Regions from separate parts of the Mus musculus genome. Here region 1 is linked to region 2. A link is a loop called in an ENCODE intact Hi-C map of the cell type or tissue named here. Cell type or tissue: left cerebral cortex. All regions are shown on one strand. Each heading gives the region's core, and the rest is flanking DNA. Links, peaks and the distances in the headings are about the cores only.

Region 1 (15,561 bases), core at 2,481-10,480, 310 kb before region 2:
ATTTCTTACATTTGCCTTTTGCCATCTGGTATTCTCTGGAGCTAGTTGTAATAGTTGTCTCTGGTTAGAGCTTGTTCCTCAGGTGATTATGTTAGCCTCTATCAGACTAGCTCTATCCTTAGTTTCAGTGGTCAGAGTACTCTCTGCAGGCAAGCTCTCCTCTTGCAGGGAAGTTACCCAGATATCTGGTGTTCGAACCTGCCTCTTTGCAGAAGTTGTGTTCTGCTTACCAGAGGTCTTAAGATCCCATGGAGGGTCCTGTGAGGAGCTTGGGGGTGTCCAGAAACTCTGTGCACAAGGAAGTCCGCTGTTGGAGTGAACCGGAAGGGACTTGTGCCCCTGATCAGGCCGGGTTATCTGCTTCCTTAATTAATGCAGTCTCAGGTCCTGCACAATTGGATTGGAACAGATGCTGTGTTCCACTCACCAGAGGTCTTAGGATCCCATGGGGAATCCTGTGTGGTTCCTTGCGGGTGTCTGGATACTCCGAGGGCAAGGCACCCTGGTGCTGGAGTGGGCCGGAAGGGACTTGTGCCCCTGCTCAGGCCGGGTTATCTGCTTCCCTATTTAATGCAGTCTCAGGTCCCGCGCGATTGGATTGGAGCAGACACTGCGTTCCACTCACCAGAGGTCTTAGGATCCCGTGGGGAATCCTGTGTGGTTCCTTGCGGGTGTCCGGAGACTTGGGCAAGGCACCCTCAAGATGTGCTTCTTATAGATGGATTTTGTTTCTTGATCCATCCAGTCAGTCCATGTCTTTTGATTGGAGAATTGAGGCCATTGATTCTTAAAGTAACTATTAAAATATCTTACTTTTGGTCAATATGTTGTTGAGTTTTGGTTTTGCTGTTTGTGTTCTTGGGGGTATTTTGTGTCTTTTTAAAAAAATCAGTCTAACTCTAAGGTTAATTCTTTTTCTTTTAAAATGTTATTATTATTTATTTATTTTCAACCCAATTACTACTTCCCCTCTTATTCTCCTCCTCTCAGAGTCCCGCCCTGCCTTCTCCTCTGATAGGTGGGGCCCCCCTTGGGATCCCTCCACTCTGGAGCATCAAGTCTCTGCAGGGTTAAGCACATCTCCCACTGAGGCCAGACAAAGCAGCCCTTTTGGGAAAGGGATTCCACAGACAAGCAACATGAATCATTGTCATTTCCATCAGCCTATATTTTGTTTTTATTTTGGGGATAGCTCCTCACTCTAGCTATTGGGGGACCCCCATGGATGCTGAGCTGTACATATGCTACATGTGTGGATTCTTTGCATCTTAATAATTATTGCTTTTATCTCTTTCCATACTCTCTTTGCTATGTCACTCCTCTCTTCAGTGCTGAATATTACTCCCTGTAGTTTCTTTAGGGTTGGTTTGTGAGATATCATTTCTAAGCTATTTCTATTGTGGGAAGTTTTTCTTTCTCCTTCAATTATGGTGGATAGTTTTGCCCTGTTTTTAAGTTGAGGTTGGCTGTCATAGCTCTTTAGGACTTTGAATGCATTGCTTCAGGATCTTTTGGCTCCAAGATTTCATTGAGAAATCAGCTGTTGTCCTGGCGGGGTTTCTTTAATGCACTTGACTTTTCTTCTCTTGCAGCTTTTAATATATTTTCTTTGTTATGTCTACTTAAGGATTTAACTATGATATGCTGTGGGAATTTTCTTCTATTGTCTTGTCTATTTGGTGTTCTGTGTACTTCTTGTATCTGTATGGGTGTGTTTTTCCTTCTGTAATCTGTTGAAGATAGGGTCTATGCCATTGGCTTGGGATTCTTCTCTCTCATCTATGCCTCAAGTTTGAAATTTTTTTCAGAGTCTCATGTTTCCCATATGTTTCTTTCTTGTTTTTCTTTTTCTTTTTAATTCTATACTTAGTTGCTTATTTGGTCTAGGTCATCTATTTTTCCCCTCAAATCTTTATATCCTATCTTATTCTTGGTTCATTTTGCATGCAAGGCTTCCTTTTGAGTTTGCTAGTTGAGTTACTCGGCTTTTGACTTCGATCTCTATTTTTGCTTGAGCCCTTATTGATGTTTCTATTTCCTTATTGGATTCTGTTCTCAAGTTCTGGATTATCTTTGTCATTTCCATCAGCCTATGTTTTGTTTTATCTTAGTTATTACCCAGACATTTAGCTTCAGTTCTTTCTCCTTAATTTTATCCACTTCTTTTTATCTTTATTAGATATTTTCTTTATTTACATTTCAAATGCTATCCCGAAAGTTCCCTGTACCCCCTCCCCCCGCTCCCCTACCCACCCACTCCCACTTCTTGGCCCTGGAATTCCCCTGTACTGGGGCATATAAAGTTTGCAAGACCAAGGGGCCTCTATTTCCAATGATGGCTGACTAGGCCATCTTCTGCTACATATGCATCTAGAGACACGAGCTCTGGGGGTACTGGTTAGTTCATATTGTTTTATGCGCTTCTTTAAGTCTTCTTTAAGCTGCTTGAATTATTTGATGAAGTTTATGAGTTTTAAAAAATTCTATGTCATGTGGTCTATCTAGGTAATTCTCATTGACAACATTTTTACAGGACTGGTAGGTTTTGGAGAAAAGATAGTGGCCTGATTTTTCATATTACTGGTATTTTTGTGATGAAATCAGGGCCTTCTTTTGTTAGTCCTAAGTCTTGATATGTTTGCAAGTGAAGAGAGGATATGTGGGTGGGTTGAGCCTAGACATTGGAAATGTGAACAGAGGGGTCTAGGCTGGTATACAGGATATGCTTCCTGGTCCATGCCTGGAATGCTGGAGCAGATCTTGGGTGGGAAAGTTGGATATGGTGTATGAGGGTCCTGCAAGTTGGGGGTAGGTAGGAGGGTCCTTGTCAAAGCCTAGAGATCATTTGTGGTGTAATCATTAGGAGGCCAGAGTAGGCTGGAGAACTGGATGTGGGATCTGAACTAGATCTGGTGGCCTTGGGAGATGTTGTGGTTGGGGAGGGAGACTCATCTTGCTAGATCCTGTAGAAATAAGTGGGCTTTTGCAAAAATAATTTGTTGATTTTTATTTTATGAATATTTTCTCTGTATTTATGTCTATGTACCAAATGTGTTCAGTGCCCTAGAGGTTGCGTGAGGGTATCAGATCCTCTGTAACTGGAATAACAGGAAGTTGTCAGCTACCACATGGTCTATGGTCTGCAAAATGTCCCAGTGCTTACAGTGGATGAAGCATTTCTTCCATCCTCCCCTCACCACAGGCATTCTTGGAACTGGGTTTTCTACTGGAGTTCACTGAGTAAGCCTAGGTTGTCAGTTTATGGAGCACTAAGAGTTTGCCTGTCTCCACCTCTGCAGAATTGGCTTCCATGTCTGCACTACCATGCTTAGCTCTGTTACTGGTTCTGGGGTGGATCTCAGGTCCTACACTTTTTACACGGCATGTACTTACTCACTGAGCTATCTTCTCCACTTATGACTGAGTTTTTGACTAAATTATGTCCAGATTAGAAAGTGAACGGCAGAGTTAAGTATTAAAAAATGAAACAGCAGGGTAAGGACAGATCAAAAGTCTGGATAAAAGCTGCCTTGGAGATCCAAATGAACAATGAGCAATCCCAGATAGGAGTAGAGATGGGACTAATGGGAGACTCATGCAGATTTCTTTGGAAAACGGTATAATGTCCCTGCTGCGGAGCGTGTTAGGATCCTCAGAGGTTATTATGCAACTTCTGACACCACATTTCTGAGACTGTTTCCCACTGACCAATCATTTCACATCCAGGGGTAAATCAGACATCCTGATCAGCTGCATGCCACTGCCTGGCTGGCATCAAGCAGGTGATAACGGCTGTGACACTAGAAGGTGAAGTGTCTCGGAGGAAAGAGTGCTTCATCGTACTACACGGGCCAGGGAAATCAATAAGTGCTTGACGCCTCGTAAGCTCCCTTTGATGATGGATCCAACGCCACTAGAAGCACTTACATGCCTCAACAATGTTTGTCTTTTATGGGAGAAAATCGGTTGTAAAGGGAACATTCCCAGAAAGCCAGAGGCTCTTGTTTCCCTCGGGGTAGGCGCATGCAGAATAAGAGTGGGAGAACCAGCCCTGTCCCTCATCAGCCGCAGCACTTGGGAGAGTGGGCTTGAGCAGCAGGGTAGAGATAGCCCTGCTTGTGGGGATTGGAGGTAAGCTGGCCCAAGGGGTGTGAAAGCTGGAGAGGCAGCACAGCCCCTTGCTTACTGAAGCACTCAGAAAAGTGGATCCTGCATTTTGTTTATTTTAATTTATTTTAATTAGGTATTTTCTTCATTTACATTTCCAATGCTTTTCCAAAAGTCCCCCCCACGCTCCCCCACCCACTTCCCCCCACCCACCCACTCCTACTTCTTGGCCCTGGTGTTCCCCTGTACTGAGGCAGATAAAGTTTGCACCACCAATGGGCCTCTCTTTCTGTTGATGGCTGACCAGGCCATCTTCTGATACATATGCAGCTAGAGACAAGAGCTCCAGGGGGTACTGGTTAGTTCATATTGTTGTTCCACCTATAGGGTTGCAGATCCCTTTAGCTCCTTGGATACTTTCTCTAGCTCCTCCATTGGGGGCCCTGTGATCCATCCAATAGCTGACTGTGAGCATCCACTTCTATGTTTGCTAGGCCCCGGCATAGCCTCACAAGAGACTATATCAGGGTCCTTTCAGTAAAATCTTGCTAATGTGTGCAATGGTGTCAGCGTTTGGAGGCTGATTATGGGATGGATCCCCGGGTATTGGACCCTGCATTTTGCTTAGGCTGCACCATAGATCTGGCTCTGATGATCCAGAGCCCCCAGAGCATGAGAGTGGGGGAGCTGTCTTTGCTCCTTGCTGACTGTAGCATTGGATGGGCCAACAAGGGCAAAGTGGGAGATCTTGCCCTGGTGGTGTGGGTGTGGGAGAGCTAGCCTACTGTCCAGTTCAGATAACTCTCAGGACCAGATCCAGGGCTTTGAATTGGCCCACCCCAGCGTCTACATTATCTATGAACTGCTGGAATGCATGAAGGGGCTATGTCCATAGATTCAAAACTACAGGATCTCCATGACATAGGGTAACAACAGGAGGAGTCCCAGTGAGGTTCCAGTATCTATACAGTAGCAGAAGCCTCATGCCAGACCAATGAGTCATTGCATTGAACATTTGCAAGCAAAGAAGTATGAACAAAAGGGTACACTGTGGGACACACATTGTGGGCTTCCACAATGAGACTTTTTTTTTCTAGATTGGAGGGGGAGCAGTTTGCAAGGGTGGAGGGTGGGTAGGAGGGGAGGGGGAGATGAGTGGTATTGGGGTACATGATGTGAAATTCACAAAGAACCAATAATTTTTTTTTTATTAAAAAAGGTAACCCAAACCACATCTTGAAAGCTACAGACTAGCAGCATCAGTGATATAGTTAGGGAAGATATGCCGAGAATTCTTGCTGGGGGCGATGGGGAAGGCAGAAGACAGGATGTCTGTGGAGATGTCCTGCTGAGCCAGTTGCTCTCTGAACAAAGTCTTGCTTATAACCCAGCAGGAGAAGCATGGGGCCCAGGCTGACTGCACATGTGTCCACAGTTGTCTGCTTCCTGCCTGTCCACTCCCTTTTGAAACCTACTTTCTCATATTGCTGATGCTCAGTGGGTCCATGGCTGTATCCCTAGATTCCCACCACCTTGGTGTTTTTTGTTTTTGTTTTTTTTGTTTTTTGTTTTTTTTTTTTTTCCAGTGAATTTCTGGTAGCTGCTTCTGGTCCTGCTTGGGTTAATTACTGGCTTATAAAGCATGTTTGTCACCTTTGTGTTACTGTGCCCAACCATGAAATAAACTTAGTACCAAGATGAGAGGCTTGTTTTTACTCATACGTTTGGAGGTTTCAGTCCATGGTCAGTTGGACCTATTGATTTTGAAGTGTTCATCACATGGTTAGGATGCAAAAAGAGGAGAGATGAAGGGCTGAGACCCCTAGCCAACAATTAGAGCACTTGTCCCTGGGCTCTACCTCTTAAAAGCACCACTACTTCTCAATAGCATCAACTTGTGGAGAAAGACTTAAATTCAAGATAACTCTATAGCATAAAATATCCTCGCCTGGGCAGAGCTACACCTATGAAGTCAGACTTGGGTGATAGGTTTGCCAGTCCTAGTCACCATAATGGTCTTTGTAAGAACCCTCTGCCTCTATTCAACCCCCATGGCTGCCTTTAATAATACAAGCGATTTTTCTACTTCTCAGGTTTACTAAGTACTACTACAATCTGGGGACAATATTTGAATCCTTGATTTGGAGGGACAAGGGACAGCTTTATTTCATATAGCTCAGTGCTACAAGTATAAAATTTGAAGGAAATTTGATACTAAATTTCAACTTCTGGGTGGAAATCATTAGTCGGAAAAGTTCCGCCCTGATTTGAATTCTCGTGTAGTGGCTGAGTGGAGCTGACCGTGCTTTGATTCTCTTCTGTGTATCTCATGCCATTTTCTACAAAGTCAGTCTTCTGCCCAAGGATATAACTTTTTTTTTGCTTAATGCTCATTTGATTTTTTTCAGTGATACTGTGAAAATAATGTTTAATTCATTTCATTCTTCAAAGTGCTGGTTCCTCCTTTCTCCTTATCCCAGCAGTGGGTGGCGGTTGCTACCATCCTGTTTTTCTGCTCAGTTTCTATGCTCAGGGTCTGTCCATATCTTTCCCAGGCAGCTCTCATGGTCTGACCTTCATTCTCTTCCCTGCGGTACCAGTTGGGACCTATAGCTTTGGACAGAGACATGCTGGAGTTCAGTTCTAGCACAGTGTTTAGCAAATCGCTCAGCATCACCATGCTTCATTTTCCTTATCTCTGAATTGGTACTTAAGAACACTAATCTAGGCTGTGGGAATTAACATATGCAAAGCACTTAGTGCTTACTGGTTGGCTTATGAACTGAATCTGTCTTCACTCCCTCCATTTACTAGGTAAAAATGAAATTCTATGATATTTCATACACAATTCTATTAAAAATTCTACTTTTTTTTTCTCAGAGCAGCATATCAGAGAGACTTCCTCTAAAAACAGTCATGTTCAGTGTTTGTGCTGATCATGGCCTTTCTGTACATTAACCTGCTTTTGCTTTTCATTTCAGGTATAATCTTCTATCTTTCATTTGCTATTTACTTTACCCTGTAGTTTCTCGTCTTTGTAAGAAATGCTACCCAGTGAATTAATCTTATATTGCTACACAGTAAATTACATAAACTTCATGGAAGATGAGGAACATATGTTGTTGACTTTGTTGACGTCTCAGGGGTTGTGACATAGTTTACCTGGATTTTCTGCTCAGGGTCTCAGGAGGCTGAACCAAGGTGTTGGCTAGGTTGTCTCTTCATTGGGAAACTGAACTGGGAGAAAATGGCTTGTGAGGTCATTCAGGTGTTAGCAGAATTCATTTTCTTGAGGATGTGCCATTGAAGGTGGAATCTCCATGGTTCCATGCCAGGTGCCTTCTTCAGGACAATTGTTTGCACTGTCAAGGCAGTAGGAAGAATCCCATTCTAATCTGTTAGAGTGTTGCCATGTGTTATAGCATAAATATCAGAATGGCATCCTGTCGATAACCTTTCCGCATCCCCTTGGTTGGAATCAGCCACAGATCTATCTTTTCACAATCAAAGGGGAGGATGCTTCAGAACAGTAGGAACTGCGCAATACGTGGGGATAGCATAGGGGCTGGTCACATGACAAGATCCATGATACAACATCAAAAAAGCATACCAAACTCTTCCACTGACTTTCATCTTGTTAACTCTGTAAGCAAGATATGGAAATATGGCTCCATGTCTAGCATTCTTAGAAAGATTTAACTGTACTAGAAAGTATGAACCTAAGGCATTTAGCTGGTACATGACTTTAAACGCTTTCTTGAAGCTTATGAATGTAAGAAAACATCAACCAAATTTCCAATAAGCTTTCAGGAAGTGAAATAAGGTAGAAAGAGTTCAGGGTGGCTAATGGGTAAAATGATACTTGTTCATTAAAGCACAGGGGAAAAGCAACTTGCTAAGGTCTCTTAGGGTGCAGGGTGTGAACTTAGGATGTGTCTAATGAAAATGGCTTTGTGTAGCCATGCTGGGTGGCATAGAGGAGGATGAGGACCAAAAACTTAAGTAGGGTGAGAACTGGCAAAGCAGGAACGTGGGAGTTCAGAGAGCACAAATCTGAACTCACCCTGCTGGGACAGGTTTATCTGGTTGAAGAGAGCTACTGTTTCTGCTTTTGTGGTGGTTGTTAATGTTATGAGGGGGCTGCGGCAGTAGCTCAGCTGATAGTGCTTTCCTTCCATGCACAAAAGCCCCATTTAGTCCCAACATTGTATAAACAGAGTGGCAGTGCACATCTGAATCCAGCATCAGGAGATAGAGGCAAGAAGACTAGAAGTTCAGTGTTGTCCTTGATTACATAGTGAGTTGGAGGCCAGCCTGGGACACGTGAGACCAAATTAAAACCAAACCAAACCAACCAAACAAAAACCCTCATCCCAACAACAACAACAAAAATAACACAACTTCAGTTATGAGCAATTCTAAATATCAAAAAAGAACATATAAATACTGTACTAGGTAGGCAGCCACTTATATCCAATCATATTATTAGAGGTTAAAACTTCATACATTTTCTTCAGATACTGTTTTTAAAAATAGTTAAAAATCACGTTTTATCTGATCGCTCTCCTCTCTTTTCCTTAATGAAGATTTGAGTTATTATCATATCTGTTTAACTGGGTCAATAAGTACAAACTTAGAATGTCATTTGGAACGAAGTGAATCCCTTAACACGCTCATTAGCAAGTAAGAGATATAAAGAAAGGCAAAGGAATTGGAGCAACCTTTGAGGACAGTGACTAAAGTCTGTATGATTTGCTGCAACATTAATGGGTCTGATTTCAGAGCAGGCATTAAAATGCTTTGATATCCACTTGGCTTAAAAAGTTAAGGGCAGAAAAACAAAAGCATCCTTTTGTGGAGGAGTTGAACTGGAAGGCAAAGGGAGTGCTTGTCTAGCAGGAGTTAGAAGAGATAATTGTTCATTAGGGAGTGTGGAATCTGCTGTGAGTGAGCACAGGCCTTCGTTAGGCAGTTTCCTGCTTTCTGCCTACAATGGCCATTAAATTTCTCTTTGCTCAATTAGAATGAATTCTGGTTTTTGCACTAAAGATTTTTTCCCCCCTGGGTTTCTCACCCCTCACCCCTTTGGATTTTCACTGAGTCAATGTAAGATTATTATAAATGGAGAGATCATGCCCACATCTTCTTATGTTGAAGTCCTAACTTCTGAGTGATGGTGTTGGGATGTGGACCATTTGGGGTGATTAGGTCATGAGGGTGTATCCCTCATGCATGGTCTTAATGGCCCTGTGAGATGAGATTCTGCTCCTTCTCCCACCCCTACTGGCAGCGATGTGAAGACACAGTAAGACTGAACTCTGACATTCACTCAGTCAAAGCCACATGCTTCAGAGGTGTCTTCTGGGGGAATCTGTTACTTAAGTTTTCCTAAAAGTAGTTCCATGGCTGACTCTTTGTGTAGCATGTATGAAACTCCTTGGTTGACCCCTGCTTGTAAAAGTAGCCAGGCCTCCCCAATTACCAAGAAAAACAAATAAGGCCTGGAGAGATGGCTCAGTGGTTAAAAGCACTGCTGTTCTTCTGAAGGTCCTGAGTTCAAATCCCAGCAACCACATGGTGGCTCATAACTATCTGCAATGAGATATGACGCCCTCTTCTGGTGCGTCTGAAGACAGCTACAGTGTACTTAGATATAATAATAAATAAATCTTAAAAAAAAGAATGCTAAAAAAAGAAAAACAAATAAACATCTCTAACAACAAGTGACATAACCTTATCAAAGAGTGATGTGGGGAAGAAAGTAGATAAGTAACTTTGGAGAATTGCTAGGTTGGAAGGGGTTCTAAAGCAGTTATGCTATTATGTAACAGAACTGCAGAATTCATTCAGTTGGAACCATACAGGAACCGAGAAGCTACTTTTTAATTGCTTCTTGACACTCTGAAGAGGAAAGGTGTGTGTGTGGAAAGTCTTACTTTCCTGGGATTTGTGCCCACTAGTGAAACATTCCACTTCTGGTGGAATGGTGAGCTTGCCTCACTGGGTTAGGGCATGGGAGCTATGGAGTATACTTGTACCACTGAAAGACCTGAAGCTCCTCTTAATAATTGGTTAGTTAAGAGGGCATAAGAGACGTAAGTGTGTTGAAAGTTGAAAGTTGAAAGAGATAATCTGTACGTCAAGTCTGTATGGGTTGCTATCATTGGCAAGGACATGTTGCAGAATAGGGACTTTCCATGAGATTCAGTTGGTCAGGAAAATTACCTGTGGAGGTGCAGGAAGTAGTATCTGATAGGCTCACGTAATGATGCTAAGTGTTCAGCATTCAGGGAAGGAAGAAAGCCTCAACCCTTCTTGAAATGATTCAACTTTCAGAATATCCCAGTGCATGTAATTTCTAATTAGCTAAATGGGGGTTAGAGGAAGTCCTTGTTCCTCTAAGACAGAGTCTTTCTTTGGTAGGGAAAATGGCCAAGTCTTAAGACAATTAGGTCTTATCGCCACCTAAAGCTAAAATGAGGTATTCCATTTGGAAAAACGCACATAACTACAAAGAAAGGCATGGTTTTTGAAAAGTAGAACATGATACTGTTCGCCCTGCAAACAATTCTATTGTCAAGGCAGTTATTAAACTGTTCTGATGTGTGAGTCATGGTACTGGGTATGGGTGACATGAAGATGAACAGACCTTCACTGTTCATCTGTCCTGTAAGAGCCATTGGGACAAAGTGCTTAAAACAGGGACAAGCAAGGATCTGAGGGGGTGATCAAAGACTGACAGGCGCTGACATTCCTGAAAGGCATTTTCAGTTTGAATTTCAACCTGTAGAGTTTAGTGGCTCCTGGGAATGGAGGATGCAAGATCTGGCAATGACATTCATCATAGTCATTTTGATGAGAAACACTAGGGACTTGGGACTCAGGCTGAGGACCAGTATGGACACAGTCTCAGCTTTTTGACTCGGTGGAGCACTGTTTCATTAAACTAAAGAAGACTGGAGTATTTCTTTATTGTATATATGTCTTTGTACATTTGTGTGCATGTGAATGGGCATACATGCGTCCCAATGTGCATGTGAAGGTCCGAGGATAACTCTTGGCAGTCAGTTCTTTCCTCTGGTAACCTAACTCACAGAGACTGTTTGAGACATCTTACCAACCCAAGGATTCATTTCTGAGGGGAGAGGAATGACGGTTTTTGTTTTGGACATTTTAAATTTGAGGCTGTATGAAACATCTTAAGACATTTACCATAAAGTAAAACATGCCTGAGGTTCAAGAGAGAGAGATTCGGTTAGTCAAACTGTTGGACAGTCAATAATGTGCAGATTTTAGACCCACAAATATGAACAAGAGTGTTTAGAGTAAGTGTGTCAGAGCAGAGGGCAAGCGAATGCGAACCAGGAAATCCACACATACCCCTGAGTGACCAAGTGTGAAAAAGACACGGATCTGGCCATCACAGGCCATGAGAATAAAAGTTTCATTATGATGATAAAAGCCCTGTGAGTGAACAGTATGTGGCATATTGAGGGCTGAATGGGAAGTGAGGGAATTGAGTTCCCAGATGTCCCAGGTTACTTTCAAGGGGGTTAGCCTGAGTGTGCTAACCATGTTTTGAAAGCCTGTTGTGGGAGTGTGATGTTTGGGAGGGCTCAGACACTGCCTTGGTGACTGCTGGACTAAAACTTCTTAAAGCTCGAGTCTTCCTTTTGGGTGTTGCTATAAGAGTGTTTTAAAACTGGCTGCGCCTTTGAAAAGTCTAAATCTGCCTAGGAGAGCCTCCAGAAACCCCAAGACAAAGGACAACTAGAGGAAGACTCCCCGCTGCTGCTGTACACAGAGCGAGGCTGGGTTTTTGAGATGATGAGGTTTGAGATAACGGCAAAGAGAGGGAAGCATCTATCAGCTTGCTTGCGCCTGCAAGATACACCCGAACAACCTGCCCTCCAGCAAGCGAGTTTCCCTTCTGAAATTCTGTCAAATAAATTCAGAGAGACATGAAAAGAACGGAAATAGATCTCACAATGGGCACTGATACAGCCCCTATTTTGTAGTCAGTATGCTATGAATTTCAACAGTGTATCTGATCTCTCTGGCATGTACTTTGTGCCAAAGGACTTGTGAAAGTACAGCTTTATGGCCATGGCAGGGAACTCGAGAGGACATCGCACAAAAACGAGACTACAGATACTGTGTGTGTAAGAATGAATGCTCTCCATAATGACATTCAAGGAAAATGGCCCACTTGTAGGCATCTCCACACTCAATCTTACCGATGACAAGAAATGCAGCCTGGATTTAGCATTTCATTTGGAGTATCACGGCCCCAGCTAGCTCTGAATGGGTAGATTTTTTTTTCCCAAGATCTGAAGTTTCTCAGCTTCCGAAGTGATTGGTATTCCACTCCCATCTAGCAGCTGTTGGATGGTTTTTATTTAACAAGCGAAGAGTTTCAGTGAAGTGTGGTCCTGGATGTATTTTAAAAACACACATTTCAGGCCTTTCCTCCTTCACTTCAAGTAGCAGATAAAAATTGCAAAGCGAAAGTGACAAGATAGCATTGTGACTCTGACTCACAAAGGCACACGGAATCTACAGATGCCTCCACATGCCGGAAACAGAGCGAACACAGCAACTGTCACACCCAACATCCAAAAATGAAGTAGATCTTGTCCAAACCTTGAGTCACTGTAGTGCTCATGGGGACTGGATATTCTGGGCAATGTAACTTTCTATTTTTCACAATTTTTAAAAGTGACTTTTTTTTTTATTAGGAGTATTTGCTGTACACCAAGCATAATGGGATTCACAATGACAATTTTCATGTATAGCAAGTAAGCTAGTTGCTTGATGATTGAATAGAATTCTCCTTTTGTTAGAATCATTGTTCCCAAGGTTTAGAAATATCGCAACTATGTTATCAACTTAGTGGGAGGCAGAGAAGCAGGACTATTGCTCTTGCTCAGTGTCTCCTTCTCATTTTAGACCTATGGTTTATCTGTTATATAGTTATCCTGCTCACACCTATGAGCCCAGTGCTCTGTCCAGCTCATATGCATTCTTTTGTTTTATTCTCAGTGTGTTATCTAATTTTTGGGTATTATGTGGGTCAGATACTGCAACAACTTAACTGATACAGAATTTTCAAAAAACAAAACAAAACAAAACAAAACCACTTCTAATCTAGTAGGATAAGAGATGTGTTCTGCTGTAAAGCAAAGATTCCTGGGGTTGAATCCTGGCTCTACTGTTTCTTGGCCATATGACCTTGCATTAAAAATAAAAGCAAGACCCTAATATTATCTCCACTGTGAAATGTTTGGATCAGGGTCTAGCACAGAACTTGCTCCTGCTGGTAAAAGCTGGATATCTCTATTCATTGTTAGATAAAGAGGGCACCTGCAACCCACATCCCTGTGAGAGGACGGAGTTTCCTTCAGAGTGCAATCGTCCATCATAGAGACCGTGAAGAGCCTGACCACCCGAGTTTGGTGCTGCCTGGCCTTTTATGTTTGTTCTTGATTGAGATTCTATGTTCTATTTTGGGAATAATAATAATAATAATAATAATAATAATAATAAAGAAGGAGAAGGAGGAGAAGGAGAAGGAGAAGAAGAAGGAAGCATAAAGGAATCCTGATACAGGTTGGTTTGTTATTATTTGCCTCTCTACAGTTTGAACATTTAGAAAACAATTTCTGGTTCCTAAATTATGCTAAATTAAGGGTTTCAATGGATTAATCAAGGTGTTCTATAATCTGCCTCTATAGAAGACAGGGAGTAATTACATGAGCTAGAAAACATAAAACAAACCAAACATAAGGAGAAAAGGCAATTTATTGGTGTTTTCTTCTTGCTTCTGTGTGCGGCTTGATGTATGCAGAGAATAGCAATCAGATTGGCTTCTGCTCCTCCAGGGGTAGGCAGTGACTGGAGGATCCTTTTGATCCTTTTATTCATTTTGCATTAAAAACTATAGCTCTTCTAATTTATAGACTTATTGTGAATGTCAAGGAAATGTCACCCAAATCATTGAAATACAGTGAAATTCATCCATTGTATTTAAGTAACAGGTTGCCCTGGGCTCCTAGGGAAGTGAGCTCAAGTGGACCTGGGATTTTGACTGTGCAATTGCAGTACTTTAAAGACAGAACAATCAAGGTGAATTTCTTAAAGGAAGAGGCTCTAAGGACAGACAGGTAACCATGAAGTATTTCTCGATAAGCCATTAAGTGGCAGATTGGCACACATTACATTTCAGAGTGTGATTTGTTTGGTTCAATGTGAATCACTTTTCCTCTTTAAATTGAAGTCCAAATCCTATAATGTAGATACTTAAATGAACCCTCTGGGTCACTTAGGCATCTATTTCAGCATTCCTGGGAGGAATTCAACAGTCTGTTATAAAAATTGAGTTTTATGTTCCTGTCAATGCCTAAGGAAAAATTTGATTATCCTTCTGATTTTTCCAAGTGCTTTAACTAAATTGGATTACATTCTGTCTTATCCTTTACTTTCCATTGTTGTGATAGTGTTTTATTTACTAACTTTAGAATCTAAACTGATGAGAAGACAAAAGCTGATGGTTCTGGAGAAGCAGGTTAGAAGCCCATGTGGGCCAACATTCTATCCTGACTTGACTTCTTGCTGTTATATTGCTTCAGTCTCTTTGTGTGTGCACCGAGGCTGCTAACAATGACCTTGCCTGGGTTATGGTGGAATGAGTGGAACAGTGCATGTGTAATGGTTCACAAGAAGGTTCTAGATGAATGTATCCCTCTGTACATCCCATCAATCTCTGAATCATTCCTCACTTGTTGAGGTAACACAGGGACCAAGAATGTGTTCAGATATAGGATCTTTCATAGAGGGAATCTTAGACAGTGTCTATCAAGGTTCAAGCAGAGAATCAATAGTAGAATTGCCACAAGGAATTGCCTCAATCTAATGTGAAGGTTGGCTGGGAAAGTCTGAGATTCACAGAGTCTGCAGGGAGGAAGGTCAGGGCTTAAAGCTACTCTCTACATGTGAACTTTATTCTTTCTAATATTCTTGGTTCTGCAGCTAAAGACTTCTAATTGAATGAACCCAGCTGACTGGGTACCAGGATAGTCTCCTTTCTTTAAAGTCAATTTCTGGTGGATTTAATCATATCAACAAAATACCTTTATAGAAATACCTATATTTTTAAGTATTTGACTTACCAGTGGGGAATGGAGATTTTAGCCCAGTAAAACTGACACATCAAGGAGAATATTAAACCATCCTTTTGACCTTTCTGCTTTTTTTTTTCATTGAAACATACTGTCCACAATTAAGAGCTACTAGGGTAGGGAGGGAGAGTAAGTTTTCTTTAGGGGTGTGGACATATTCTGGTATGTGGCTGTACAGATTTTACCTATAGGCAATACTAATTAGGTTCAGTGGCTCTGTCACATAAAAAGAATGTGAAGGTGGGAGGGGAATGTGTATATGGGGGAAATCTGGGAG
Region 2 (15,561 bases), core at 4,220-12,219:
GGTATATATATGTATACACACATATATATTTGCACATATATTTACAATGCATATATTTTGTATGTCTGTGCATAAAGTTAAGTGTGCATGTATATGCATATTTGTACATGTCTGGGCACATGCATGTGTATTTGGGTGAAGGTATATGTGGGGACCCAAAGATGATATTTGCTGACATTCACAATCATTTTTGATTTTATTAATTGAGGCAGGGTACCTCACAGAACCCCAAATTTACTAATACCCAGCTAGTCTAGGTAGCCAGATGCCCTAGGAATGCTGTCTCTGCATTCCAAAGGCTGAAATTACAGGTGGATACATGCCTGCCTGGCTTTTACATGGTTCTGAGAATCTGAACCCTGGTTCTTATCTTTGCAAAGCAGCCAACTTTTCAGCAGAATCATCTCCCAGCCTCCTTTTTGAATACTTTATGAACAACCAAAATTGTTTTAAGATTCCAAACAGAACACAAAGAAATAGGGATACAGATATGCTAATTATTCTGATTTGATAATTACACACCAAACATAAATACTTCATAAGTATAGTGATCACCAAAAATATAAACAATTGTTTACCTATGAAAAAGAAAACATAATTTAAAAAAGCTAACAAGATGAACTGTGTCTCTGGCTGCATATGTATCAGAAGATGGCCTAGTCAGCCATCATTGAGAAGAATGGCCCCTTGGTCTTACAAACTTTATATGCCTCAGTATGGAGGAACACCAGGGCCAAGAAGTGGGAGTGGGTGGGAGGGGAGTGGAGGGAGAGTCTGGGGGACTTTTGGGATAGTATTTGAAGTGTAAATGAAGAAAATAACTAATTAAAAATTAATTTAAAAAATAAATAAATAAAGGGAAAAAAACATTGCACAGGTCAGGAAAGCATGCCTCTTAGGAACTAATGTATTTCTCAGCAAATCTATAGGCTTATCTTCGAGGATATCTGAAAGAAATGCCAGTTAAAAGTAAAGATGAACTCAGGGAAGCCAAGAACATGGCAGTCACACCCACTGTTTGTACAAGTAAAATTTATAGTTTCTGTGTTTAATTTACCGGCCCGGGTTCATTCTCATTGTTAGCAATGTTTTCTGGTGGTATAGTTGACCCTGACAGAAAGCTGGCAAATCCTGACTCTGGCCTTGACACTGATCTGATAGCTATGGGAACAGAGCTCAGTTGATCAAAAGTAAGAGATATAGTTTTGTTAACCCCTTGTTCACAGACACTGAATTATAAAATGAGAAATTATCACCAGAAATGCAGCATCTTTCTTTGCTTCTTGACTGTGAATATTATCACAGGCACATGAGAAGAAAGGCTGTCTGAGAATGGGCCTAAATCATGGAAGTTGAGGTTGGTAAGGTAGGAGAAACTGAGCTGTGACAATTTTGATAAGACAGGAACAAAGTGATTTCTCACTCAATAGATTTTCAGGGATTGGAATTGAAGTTTCACTTTCGGATTAAGCCATAATGTGTTGGACAAACAGCCTGAGTTCTCATGAGGTGGTGTAAACCTGGAAGCCCATAAATGGTGGAGTGAGTGAGCCAGCATGGCTAACCATTTCTCTTCCTTTCTTTATGGTTGGAAAAATGATGTTTAGGCTTTTAAAAAATAAATACAAATGCCATTTCTTCTTTTTTTTTTCTTAAACAATTTTTATTAGATATTTTCTTCATTTACATTTCAAATGCTACCTTGAAATTCCTCCCCTGCCCTGCTCCCCAACCCACCCACTCCCACTTCCTGGCCCTGGCTTTCTCCTGTACTGGGGCATATAATCTTTGCAAGACCAGGGGCTTTTCCTCCCAATGATGGATGACTAGGCCATCTTCTGCTACATATGCAGATAGAGACACGAGCTCAGGGGGTACTGGTTAGTTCATATTGTTGTTCCTCCTACAGGGTTACAGAACCCTTCTTTAGCTCCTCCACTGGGGTCCCTGTGTTCCATCCAATAGATGACTGTGAACATCCACTTCTGAATTTGCCAGGTACTGGCATAGCCTCACAAGAGACAGCTATATCAGGGTCATGTCAGCAAAATCTTGCTGGCATTAGAATGGGGAACAAAATACCCATGGAAGGAGTTACGGAGGCAAAGTTTGGAGCTGAGATAGAAGGAAGGACCATCCAGAGATTGCCCCACCCGGGGATCCATACAAAAGACATTTCTAATGAGTGCATTATTAAATGACAAATATGACTCCATTCAACTTTGGGAGTAAAACCATAAATGTAATTGAAAAATAATATCACAAACAACAATAACAACAACAAAAGCAAAAACCCCTGAGTGGTGGCCTGAGAATTTTCAAATACTTTGTGCACAGGCAGAAAGGCCTTTAATTTTTAGAGAGCAGTAGCAAGGGGCTGGTCAATGCTTCAGTAGGTAAATGACTGTGGAAGTTGGATGACCTGGGTTCATATCACAAGAACACACAAGCAAGATGAGGGGCAGAGACAAGAGCATTTCTGCAAGCCAGAGGGTCAGCTTGAATGGAGCAGTCAGTGAGGAGTAAGAGAGGCCTTGTTTCAGACACCATAAAAGGCAAATGCTGATACCTGAAGTTGTCCTCAGACTAGCCACAAGTAGCGGTGACATATGAGGTATGCTGGTACTCACAAATATAAACACACAAAACTCACAAGCATGTGTTCCTGTGTGCATGAGCACATACACAAGAGCACACACACACACACACACACACACACACACACACACACACACACAGAGCATAGGTTGGTGGGGCCGGGGTGGTAAGGAAAAGGGAAAGAAAATTAAGTTAATTCATTAGACATTAATCCAAAAAGTAGAAGACCCAGGACTTAACCTTAACTGTGAGAGGCTAAATAAGAACATAACTGTGGAGTGGAATTTATACCTTCCCAGAGTGGAGGAGAGATCAGAACTACAACCACCAGATATAGGTCTAGAGAATGAGGACTTGGGATCTGTATCATGTTGCCAAGGTGGTTGATAGATAAAACTTGACCATCCCAGCGATTACGTATGGAGAGTCCCTGGACTGTGTGACTCTGCTTGTTTGGGTTCTCTGTAGTGGCTCTTTCAAGTGCAGCTTTTTTCTCCTGGTCAGGTCAACTCTGAGGTGTACGGATCACTGTTATATTGTGATTTTTGAGCAAGCACAGATTATGGGAAACTTCCGCAGCTGGGAATAAAGTTAACAGAGAGCTGCCTCTCCTTTCCCACCTTGTGAACTGATCTTTTTCTTTATGCCCACTCACCATGATTTCTGAATGCTCTAACTTTCAAATACCAGGGCCATGTAGTGAGGATTCTGGAGTGGGCAAGAAAGTTGGTCACTGCTGTTATAAAGCCTGCCTCCATTCTCTGTGAGCAGGGTCAAGATTTTAATATAGTTCTTTGCCTCAGGACTCACTTGTGGGTGGTTAGAGATCATCTAGTCTCAGTAGTCCTATTTCTTGGAGATGCCTTGAGGAGAGAAGATGCCCTCCAGTGAACTCTGTCTCAGGAGAATAGAGAATAGTGCTTGTCCCTGAGCACTCGTCCTTTCTGTCTCACTACTTTTTACAGAGGGCCATTCATGTTTCCTGTCCACTCTTTTAGACAAGGGCTAAAATGATTGCCATGTAGTCCTCTCTAGACACAGGGCTCTCAGAGACTCTGTAGAATCCTTTGCTTTCAAGCATCCTAGGAAGTCAGCATAAACACCAAATGGCTCCCTCCTCTTTGCTCTGCCATCGGGGTTCTGACTAGTTCCTGGCCTTACATTTCTCAAGAGTGAGTCAGACAATTTGGACTCTTTCTTGATCTGAAATAGCAGTTATTAGGTTTTCTAAGTTGTTGAGGCTTTATCTCTAGATTTGAGTCAAGAAAAGATACCCCTTTACTCATTTTTTTCTTTTCTTTTTTTTTTTTTTTTGAGGTGGAAAGATTGGGCATAGCATTCAAAAATCTCCATAAAAAATATTAATGAAAGAACTAACTTTCATTAGGGATCTTTTACATTCTTCATATGGTAATGGGGGCTAACTTGTGCTCTGCATCTCTTCTTTTATAAAAATAAACCTTGTTGATCTGTTTCCTAATCTCTTTAAAAATAAACATATTGAATGCATATCTTTTAACTGTATAGTTAATTTTAGTAAGTGAATTCTTATGTAACCCCACATCGTAACCAACATTTTGATCATTCCCCCAAATGTTTCTTTGGGTCTAATTTACCTCTCCAGTTAATTTACCTCTCCTGCCCTGAACCCAAGCAAAAGTACCAAAAAGGGCAGATCTGGATTATATAGGGAAATAGTTCAGCCCCTTAGGATGGAGAATTCAGGGTAAGGGGTGATGGTATAAAAGCCTGGAGGACCCTGTTAACAGGTAGGGACTAGGAGTTGCTGGGAGAACCTGGCAGCTAAGTCTGCTTTAATGTGTTAAATAGGTACTTTGACAGTTTGTCTCAGGTTGGAAACTTAACAGACTTCAGAGTTTATTGTTATCCTTTTGGAGTTCAGTGATGTGTGTTCTTGTGGTGGGTCTTCCCCTTTTAAATTCCTTGAATTTCTTTGATAAGGTTTATGATTTTAAAAAATTGTTTGTACTGGTCAGGGTTCATCTAGGTATTTCTCATTAGAGAATACTTCTACAAGACCACTGGATTTTGTTAGGACCATGCTGCCTTGTCCATTCATGTTGTTTTTATTTTTGCTGTATATGTATATGGACATTTTTCTTTGGTTATGTGTCTGAAGTGATAATCTAGCCCTTTTAAAATTGAGTCATTGAAGGAGGTGTGGGTCTGAGCTAGAGCTGGAAAAGCTGGTTAATGAGATGTTTAATTGGACCTTGGAAAGATGGGTCCCAAACTATGGGTCTGTGGCTAGGCCTGTGGGTAAAGAGATGGCCATGAGAGAATAAGATGGGAGAGGAATGAAGCTCTGACACACTCAAGGTCACAGTTGAGGGTACAACATCTTTCCCAATACCCAGGTAACTGGGACCCCCACAGGAACAGGGGAACACAAACCACCACCCAGTCAGAGGCACGGGTTCCTTCCAGCTTGCACCTGGGCTGGGAGCAAGCCTAGGGCTCTGGCTCCCCACCCATTCCTGCAACACCCAGAGAAAGCTTGACTCCCAGAAGCTCTGACACACCCAGGATCTCAGGATCTCAGAATCCTAGAATCACAGGATCACAGAAATGGCTGGACTCTGAGGAGTTCTGATACAACCAGAATCACAGGAGGGACAGGCTCCATTCAGAGACAGCAAGGACAGGTAACACTAGAGATAACCAGATGGCTAGAGGCAAGTGTAAGAACGTAAGCAACAGAAACCAAGGCTACTTGGCATCATCAGAACCAGTTCTCTGACTAGAGCAAGTCCTGGATACTCCATTACACCTGAAAAGGAAGATTTGGATTTAAAATCACATCTAATGATGCTGATAGAGGACTTTAAGAAGGACATAAATAACTCCCTTAAAGAAATACAGGAGAACACAGGTAAACAGATAGAAGCCCTTAAAGAGGAAACACAAAATTCCTTAAAGAATTACAGAAAACACAACCAATAAGGTGAAGGAATTGAACAAAACCATCTAGGATCTAGAAATGGAAATAGAAACAATAAAGAAATCACAAAGGGAGGCAACCCTGGAGATGGAAAACCTAGAAAAGAGATCAGGAGTCACAGATGCAAGCATCACCAACAGAATACAAGAGACAGAAGGCATAGAAGATATTGATACAACAGTCAAAGAAAATACAAAGTGCAAAAAGCTCCTAACTCAAAACATCCAGGAGATTCAGGACACAATGAAAACTGAAAAAAAAAAAAAAAAAAAAACCAAGAAAACCAAAAACTAAACCTAAGAATAATAGGAATAGAAGAGAGTGAAGATTCCCAAATCAAAGGACCAGAAAACATCTTCAACAAAATCAGAAGAAAACTTCCCTAACCTAAAGAAAGAGATTGCCATACACGTACAAGAAGACTTCAGAAAACCAAACAGATTGGACCAGGCAAGAAATTCCTCGAATCACATAATAATAAAAACACTAAATGCACAGAACAAAGAAAGAATAGTAAAAGGTGACAGAAGATGCTGGCAAGGATGTGGAGAAAGAGGAACACTCTTCCAATTCTGGTGGGATTTCAGATAGGTGCAACCACTTTGGAAATCAATCTGGCAGTTCCTCTGACAATTGGAAGTAGTTCTGCCTGAAAACCCAGCTATACCACTACTGAGCATATATCCAAAAGATGCTCCAACATATAACAAGAACATGTGGTCCAATATGCTCGTAGCACCCTTATTTCTAATCAGAAGCTGGAAGCAACTCAGATGTCCCTAAATGAAAGAATGGATAAACAACGACTTCATAAATTTTGCAAGCAAATGGATAGAACTAGAAAATATCATCCTGAGTGAAGTAACCCAGACCCAAAAGAACATACATGGTATGTACTCACTGATATATGGATATTAGTCCCAAAGCTCAGAATACCCATGATACAATTCACAAACCATATTAAGCTTAATAAGAAGGAAGACCAGTGTGGATGCTTCAATCCCACTTAGAAGGGGGAACAGAATAATTATGGGAGGCAGAGGAATAGAGGGAACTGGGTTGGAGAAGTGGGGAAGGAAAATGAGGGGGATAGCAAGATCAGATATGGGAAGAGACAGGAGAGAAATCCACAGGGCCAGGGGAATGAATAGAAATATGTAGCAGTGGGGTGTGGGGGCAGGGTAGGGGATCACTAGAAAGTTTCAGACACCAGGGACACAGGAGGTTCTCAGGACCTAATGGGGATGACATTATCTGAAATACCCAACAGTGGGGAGAAAGAACCCAAAGAGACCAGATCCAGTAGATAGACATAGCCTTCAGTAGAGGGATGGGGCCATGCACCCACCTCAAAATCTTTAACCCAGAATTGTTCCTGTCTAAATGAAATACAGGGACAAAAAAAAAAAAATGGAGCAGAGACTGAAAGAAAGGCTGTCTGGAGATTTTTCCACCTTGGGATCCATCCCATCTACAGACACCAAACATGGACACTAATGGCTAATGTCAAGAAGTGTTTGCAGACAGGGGCCTGGCATAGCTGTCCTCTGAGACACTCTGCCAGCTTCTGTCTAAGACAGATGCAGATATTCACAGCCAACCATTGCACTGAGACTGGGGACCCCAATGGAAGAGTTGGGGGAGGCTGAAGGAGCTGAAAGGAGACTGCTGACCCATAAGAACAACAACAGTATCAACTAACTGAATCCCTAAGAGCTACCAGAGAGTAAGCCAGAACTCAAAAAACATACAAGGCTGGTTTGTGGCCCAGGGCACATGTGTAGCAGAGGACTGCCTTGCCTGTTCTCAGTGTGAAACTATGCTTTTAATCTCCTGGAGACTTGATGCCCCAGGGAAGAAGAATGCTGGTAGGGGTGAGGTGAAGGTGGGTGGGCAGATGGGGGAGTACCCTCTCAGAGGTGGAGGGGAAGGAGATGGAGTGAAGAAACTTTTGAAGTGTAAATAAATAAAACAATTAATTAAAAAAATCACTACTAGATCACTATAAAGAGGAATAAAGAGTATTCTGTGGGGAGTAGCCTATAACTAGCATGTGAGCTTTTATATAGTACAGGTGTTTGTGCTAGGGGATGGGAGGGCATATGTAGCACCAGAAACCTGGCTAACTACTCAGTGCTAGTAAAGACATGGTTACTGGAGGAGAAGCTACAACTACAAATTTACTAAACCAGAATAAACCCCTAGCAACAATCTATAAACTTTTATTCTTATATCTACAGGTAAGTGTTGTCTTCATTCCTCATCAAGGAAACTCCTCTTCTGCAAGGTCACACTTTTTTTTTCTTTTTTAATCTGAATGTAGAATAGAATTTCTGCTATTCAGCAACCCATATTTTTTAGAGCAACAATAAGGAGTTTCACATTTTTACTAAATGAGTTCCAGGCTAATCAGATTCTAGGGAAATGCTGTATTAACTTTGACTTGGTAATCAAGATTCAGCCACGGAATTGAGTAGATGCAAAACAGTTTGCTTTATTTGTTTTACTCTCCTATTCTCAGGCCAGTGTTGTCTGAAGCTACATTAACTGATCTTATACTATTACAGCAGTTTGAATAGACCTGGTGTGCAGATAGAACACAGTATAGCAACAAGCTTTTAAAATTACTTTCAAGGATACATGGACTTTATTAATTTTGTTTTTATCGATTAATTAATTAATTAATTTTGAAAGACAAGGTCTCATGTAGCCCAAGCTAGCCTTGAACTTGGATGGCCTCCAATGTCTGACCTTCTTGCCTCATATTGCAGGCATGTTCCGCCATGACAGTTTTATGCATGTCTGATGCTCAAGGACTGAACTCAGGGATTAGTGCGTACTAGACCAGAGTCTACCAGCTGAGCCATATCCCCAGGCCCTCTACATTGTTAATGGTCGATAATCCATTATAATTATGTACTTATGATTATTCATTTTCTAGTTAGATAAATGATATTTCAAATGCTGATTATAGGACTTTCCCTTCCTGTTATTTTAAAGATAGTTTCATAGTACTAAGCAGCTGAGTTTGGAATTTCATAGTTTGTATGTACCTCAGCACATTTTTTTTAGGCATGGATAATTAATAACATTAACAGTTTCCTAATACTTATATTTTAGAGCAGGGTGAGATTCATTAATTAGCAAAATATCTTCAAGCATGGAACATAAAAAAATCCCGTCAAGCCATGAGAGAGTCAAGTACTAGCTACCAGATCAACCTTTGGTCTAGAGTATGATGTTGAAATGCCCCTTGGACGTCCTCAAATGTGGAAACCATAGTTGGCAAACATATTGGAACAACAGGAGTTCTTTTCAGTAGAAAAGATAGCCATTCATCCAGAGCACTGAGAATTGGCCAGAAGTTAGAATGCATACTCTTCCCAGGACTTGGCTCAGTTGGTTAAAGAGTTGCAGATGGGCACTGTTGCATTAATGCTAACTTAACACAAATGTTAATCTCAGATGATCGCTGGGAGGACTCATTTAGGCTTACATAGTCAGTTTAAAAGCACCCTGACTAAGAACTAGTCACACTCATAAGGGCTCCTACTCTTTTAAAACGGTGTATGGTGTTAATTTTCTTCACTCTTTCCATAATTCACACAGTATATGAATAATTCATTGAAGCCAGTGTTTGCCTTAGTCACTGTTCTATTGCTGTGAAGAGACACCATGACTAAGGCAACTTAGAAAAGAAAGTATTTTGTTGGAGGCTCATTTGCAGTTTCAGAGTGAGTCCATGATCACCATGGACGGGAGCATGTCAGTAGGCAGGCAACACGTTGGAGCAGTAGCTAAAAGCTGACATTTATCCATAAATATGGCCACAGAGAAAGAAAGATTCAGCCTGGCATGAGCTTTTGAAACCTCAAAGCCCACTCCCAGTGACACAATTCCTCTGAGATCATACGACCAAGTCTTTCCGAAAACAGTTCTACTAAAGGGGACCAAGATTCAAATATATGAGACTCTGGGAGCCATTCTCATGGCAATCACCCTATATTAGGACTTCAGGTGGCCAGGGCTCTATGTTATCAAGGAGTTTACACAAGTAAACTCCTGACTGGGGAACTTCTGCCATGTAGACATAGGCAGAGATGCAGTGGGATGCCCAGTTCTGACCAAAAGTAGAAGAGAGGTTTCCTAGTGCCAGGTGGAGCTGCGGGTGGAGAGGGCCGGAAGTTAGATGAAATCACCCCGGGAAACGAAAAGTTTGGAATGCTGTTTGGTTTTCTTCTGCTATATGGCAGAAGCAACATGGACATGCAAGCCTTTATTTGGCTTGTATTTCCAGCTCACAATCCATCATTGAGAGAAGTCAGGGCAGAACTTAACCAGGAACTCCAGGTAGAACCCGTGGGGGAACTCTGCTTCAGGGCCTACTCTTGAGCTCACTCTCTGGCTCATGTTTCGTTGGTCCCTTTATACAGACCAGGACCAGCTGTCTGATGAATGTGCTACTCCTCTGGGCTTTTCCATATCAATTAATAATCAAGAGAATCCCTCACAGACCCACAGACAATCTGATCCGGGCAATTCCTCCATCGAAGCTTCTCGGCTGACGCTTCTCTCACTGTAGCAAGCTGACGATTTTAACTTGGGGGATTCTTTCTTCCATCATAATTTAAGTTATCAGATTTTCCTAGCGAAAAGATCCGTGCTACCTACTTTGCTATTTCTAATGCCTAGTGCAACTCTCTCAAATAGAGCTCAATGTAGCCAAATGTATCTCTCCTGAATTCTTAGGTTATACTTCCATCTAATAGGAAAGCACATGACGAATCTGTTTTGGAGATAGATGTGGGTTTGACTCACATTGTGTTTGCTTCAGGATAAGTATTGTGTAGTACCAGAAATAACAGTAGAAGCACATGGAAGAAAAGAGAAGAGAAGAGAAGAGAAGAGAAGAGAAGAGAAGAGAAGAGAAGAGAAGAGAAGAGAAGAGAAGAGAAGGAAGAGAAGAAAGAGAAGAAAAGAAAAGAATTCTGAATTACAATAGCATTCTGTCTTGATTTGGAGATCGATAAATATAGAAATGTATTTTCTAGTTCAAAAGCAAGACTGGTGCGTTTCTACATTTAGTTGAAAAGTATTTTAAAGAGAATTAATCATCAGATTTCTTATTCTCTAATACCTCTGAAGCACTTAATCTTTGATGAACAAAATGCCTTTTGATTTGTTCACTGAATATTAATCCTTCTTAAAATGTACAATTGACTTTTTTGTTAAGAGTCATCTAACAGAAGTCCCTAATGAGTCACAACTTTGATAGGCTTTAAATATGCCAAGCATACAGCATTTCATACAATGAAATGCTATTTCAGAAATAGCTTCATGAACCTTAAATTAGATAACTTTAACAAACCTTTATGTGGAACCTGATCTATGTCTAATTTGTCTGATAGTGTCTACTGAAAAAAGTTTTTGTCATTTTGACAGGTTGTTTAGGGATTTTGTCAGTGCAAAGTATGATAATACAATACTAAGAACATTTCCCTGGAAACAATTTCTTTTTGTACAAAGGACTGTGATTTAATACTAAAAAGTCAGAGAAAGAAACTGTGACACATTTTAGTTTTATCTCACTCAGTAATAAGTTGTATACAAAGGGTATTTGGCATAAGAAAAACATGTTCATGGTAAACATTTCCATCAGTCTGAGATGGTTAAACTAATTGTCTAATACTAAATCAAAAACATGGTGCTGTGGATGGAGCTCTGTTAAAGAACTTGCTTAGCATAGAGAAAAACTCTGGCTTCATTCCCAGCCCAACAAAATAAAAGCAAAACAAATTCCTACAAAACAGGCCAACTGACAAATCTCTCAAAGGCAAAATGTCTTACTGCCAGAAAGGTCATGTGTCTCTAAGTGGCTTAGGTGGCCTTGGGCTGATGTGTAGCTTCCGCAGGACTACCCAGCTGCTTGGCATCCTCATACCACCTTCCATGCCCTCTCTGCCTGGACTTCTGCTACCTTTATACTACACTGTGTTGAATGAAAGACCATAAAGCCACAGGACTCAGAGAACACTACAATCCTGGCCCCCAATCTAGAGCTTTGCGTTTGTTTCTGTAGTAGAAGAAAGGCCACAAACCAGATCTTAGAGACCCTGATTTTAAAATAATCATATTTATCCCTGATTTCAGGGACAAATTCCTGAGTGTTTCATCATGTTTGACTTGAAGCTAACATGTAAGAAGGCTGCAGTGAGAGAGTGGGTCCAACCCAGATTTACAGGGAATTTCTAGATTATTGTTTTGGCTCATAGCAATCATGATTTTGGGGGGAATTTTTTTTTAAAAAGAAATTTCTGTTTTGCAATGGTCTCTTACTATCCTAAAGCTGAAATCCAAATATAATACAAGCAACTGACACATTATTTCAAATATGTATGGACATTGCCTCAATTTCTGTTGTGTTTTTAGTGTTGGTAGGGAATGGGAAAGCTCCGATTTATCTATCAAACAGCAAGGGCTGAAGAATGGAGAAGATGAAGGAGGGAAGGGAAGGAAGAAATGTTTGCCTTTCTTATATCACTTTGATCCTTTAGCCAGTTCTGTAACCACAGCGGAGTACTTGTGCTGAGCCCAGCCTCCATCGTTTTCAAACACTGGCTGGCTACTATCAATGTTTTGGTGTCCTTGGTACATTTTACTGTGTGTAGATGTCTTACTTGTCAAGATGGTTGGTGAAACTCAACTCACATCTGGATGGTGGATATTAGAAATACCCAGGATCCAAATGAATGAAAATAATGCCATTCCTTTAGCATGGCTTTGAATGTCTCCCTGAAGATCTTGAAAATGGAGGTGAAATTTGTTTTGAGTTTCTGACCCAGAGTCTAACCCTTTTACATGAGAACATCAGCATATTCTCTGTATCCTGCCAAGGAATGCAGCCACAGGGTTTTACAGGTGTTAAAATTTACAGAAATCAATAGGTGCACCTTGGGAGAAATTTTGTTTTCTTCAGGACTTTCAAAAAGTTGTTTACCATTTAGGATGTGATGTGCCAACAGGAAGCTCCTTCAGGAATTCAACTTGCTAATGCTCATGTCAATCTAGGATTGTTGCAGTGATGGCCTGGATAATGTATGCAGAACATGAGTGTCTAACTGCCTTCTAGTATTTCTTAGCAGAGTGGTACTCAAACATCTTCAGTTTAGAATCTATGCTATTTTATTTGAACTTAATTCTCTGATATCTTCCCATGTAGTATAGATAGTAAGGCTTGTCCATACATATTTGAAATAGTGTATCAGTTGATTATCTTATATTTGGATTTCTGCTTTAGGATAGTAAAAGACCATTGCAAAGTGTCTGTTAAAACAATAATAACTAATCACAAAAGAGCACACATGATATGCACTCACTGATAAGTGGATATTAGCCCAGAAGCTCAGAATACTCAAGATACAATTTGCAAAACACATGAAACTCAAGAAGGAAGACCAAAGTGTGGATACTTTGATCCTTCTTAGAAGGGGGAACAAAATACCCATGGAAGAAGTTGCAGAGACAAAGTTTGGAGCAGAAACTGAAGGAAATACCATCCAGAGACTGCCCCACCCCATAAACCCCATAAACAACCACCAAACCCAGACACTATTGCAGATGCCAACAAGATTTTGCTGACAAGAGCCTGATATAGCTGTCTTTTGAGAGGCTCTGCTAATGCCTGGCAAATACAGAAATGGATGCTCACAGTCATCCATTGGACAGAACACAGGGTCCCCAATGAAGGAGCTAGAGAAAGTACCCAAGGAACTGAAGGGGTTTGCAGGCTTATAGTAGGAACAACAATATGAACCAACCAGTAACCACTGAGCTCCCTGGGAGTAAACCACCAACCAAAGAAAACACATGATGGGACTCATCTCTCTAGCTGCATATGTAGCATAGGATGGCCTAGCCAACCATCAATGGGAGGAGAGGCTCTTGGTCCTATGAAGGTTCTGTACCCTAGTATAGGGGAATGCCAGGCCCGGGAAGCAGGAGTGGGCAGGTTGGGGAGCAGGGAGAGAGGGGAGAGGATAGGGGATTTTCGAAGGGGATAATATTTGAAATATAAATAAAATATCTAATAAAAAACCCAAAACCCAAAAAACAATAATAACAAAAGCAAACAGAGGCATTGGGTCTGACAGGGTCCAGAAGCACTGGATAAGATTATCTTCAGGGTTGATTTTGTTGCCTGTCATAAAGGAATGTCCTCAAATAATCTGATGACAGCACATGATCTCGGCACAAGCCTAAGAGTTTTGTCTTATTCTCACGGGAAACGAGAATCTAATGTAAAACATTGATGGTTGACGAGAAAGTGATGTGAAGGAGAATGTGGACTGAGAGCCCTGGAGGAGACTCTGACATCATCTCATTTTCTTCCACTTCCTAAACGCTGAGGTCACAGCGAGTGTGCTTCCTTGTGGTTCTAACTAGAGCGCTCAGCTCTAAATGAGATGGACACATCCCTTACTCTGAAGCCCTCTGAACATTGTGGAAAGGGCGGGGGGGGGGGGGGGCAGAAGGACTGTCAGGACCATAATTGAAAGGCTCACCCCTAGTGATCTTCTTCTGCTAGCTGGACATCACCTGCTAAGGAATTTTACAGATTCCTCAGAAGCAGCTAGTAGCTGGGGAAAACACTTCGCAGCATGAGACTGTGAGATCATTTCGAATTCAAACAACCCTCCCTCAGTGTGGATCTTTGTGATGGTTTTCATGATGAGATTGAGGTTAAGGATTTAGAGAAGACATAGAGGCTTGGCATCCTTCTCAGTATGTGCTGACCGCTGGATACGTGGCAAGCACAGGCTTTATGCTGAAGAGCTAACCTTGATTGTTAACCTTCACTGATGCCCTTGCTTCATTCTGTATTCTGTGTATGTTTATGATATTTCTTTGTCCTCCCCTAGCTATTTTTCACCAGGATTGTGGATCTTGCTGGTAGTATCTGCTTTGTATTATTGTAGTTACTTTCTCCTTCTATTCCATCTACAGTGTGTTTCCTTTTATTTTCTAGATTATAACATAATTACATCATTTCTCCGTTCCCTTTACTGCTTTCAATCTTCCCATATATCTCCCTTTGCTATCTTTCAAACCCATGTCCTCTTTTTCATTAATTGTCATTACATGCATATATGTAACACACACACACACACACACACACACACACACACACACACACACATCCTATAAACCTGCTATGACTGTATAATTGTTACTGATGTGTATGTTTTCAGGGCTGACCACTATACTGTGAAAGAGCTACTCTCTGTTCTTGCTCATTTCTTTATCCAATTCTTACTAATATCACTGTACCCCATGACTACTTATTTTATTCCCTGTGTTAGAATTCAATTGTATCACTATTATTTGTATTTGTACTAATTTTTTTTTCCAGTTTTAGTCACTGTGAGCTTCTAAGTTAACTGAGTTAACTTTGATATTCTTTTGGCATGTGGCCACTCTTCTCATACTCTCTTTCCTTCAAACCCTTTCTGAAGTTAAAAAAAATCATAAGATGCCCCAGGATCATCTTGTACTCTTCCCCCTGCCTTGGATCAACAGTCCCCCACTTATTCATAGAAACCTACAGTGAAGGAATATCGTGTGTGAAGTTGAGAGGCTCACAATGGGGTTCTTCCTTCATTACTCTTACCTTTTTTTCTCTTTTTTTCCTACAAGACTCTCTCACTAAAGCTGGAATTCAATGCTTCTACTAGTCCACCTGCCCAGCACACTCCAGGGTCTCTTTTTTTCCACCTTCTCTTCCCTGTGTTGACTTTGACTTTTTTATGCAGGTGCTAGTGACCTGCACACAGCTCCTCATGCTATACAGCAGGTGCTTTACCGACAGAACCACCCTCAAGCCTCTGAAGGAGAATTTTATCCACATAGTTATAATCTGACAGGCCACCTAAGTAGCATGCATTTTAATTATTCGTCACTGATTTTGGACTGGAAAAATTTTATTTTCTGGAGGAAAAATGTTT

What was found. Peaks named below come from ENCODE experiments on the same cell type or tissue, not always from the same donor. Only the 100,000 strongest peaks of a DNase experiment are listed, where the experiment ranks them.
Region 1: it touches region 2 in a loop (2.2-fold over the local background); 2 of 42 quality-filtered maps call a loop at or near these places.

What each region holds. Positions count from the first base shown.
Region 1 is chr12:59,402,641-59,418,201 of GRCm38, forward strand. No RefSeq gene overlaps it. Among named protein-coding and RNA genes, the nearest start is that of Gm51997, 79 kb to the right of the region's middle. In left cerebral cortex, for the core only: no CTCF peak of the experiment used is centred there; a DNase peak (open chromatin) is centred at 6,650.
Region 2 is chr12:59,713,818-59,729,378 of GRCm38, forward strand. No RefSeq gene overlaps it. Among named protein-coding and RNA genes, the nearest start is that of Gm22673, 49 kb to the left of the region's middle. In left cerebral cortex, for the core only: no CTCF peak of the experiment used is centred there; DNase peaks (open chromatin) are centred at 9,188 and 11,351; H3K27ac peaks cover 459 bases.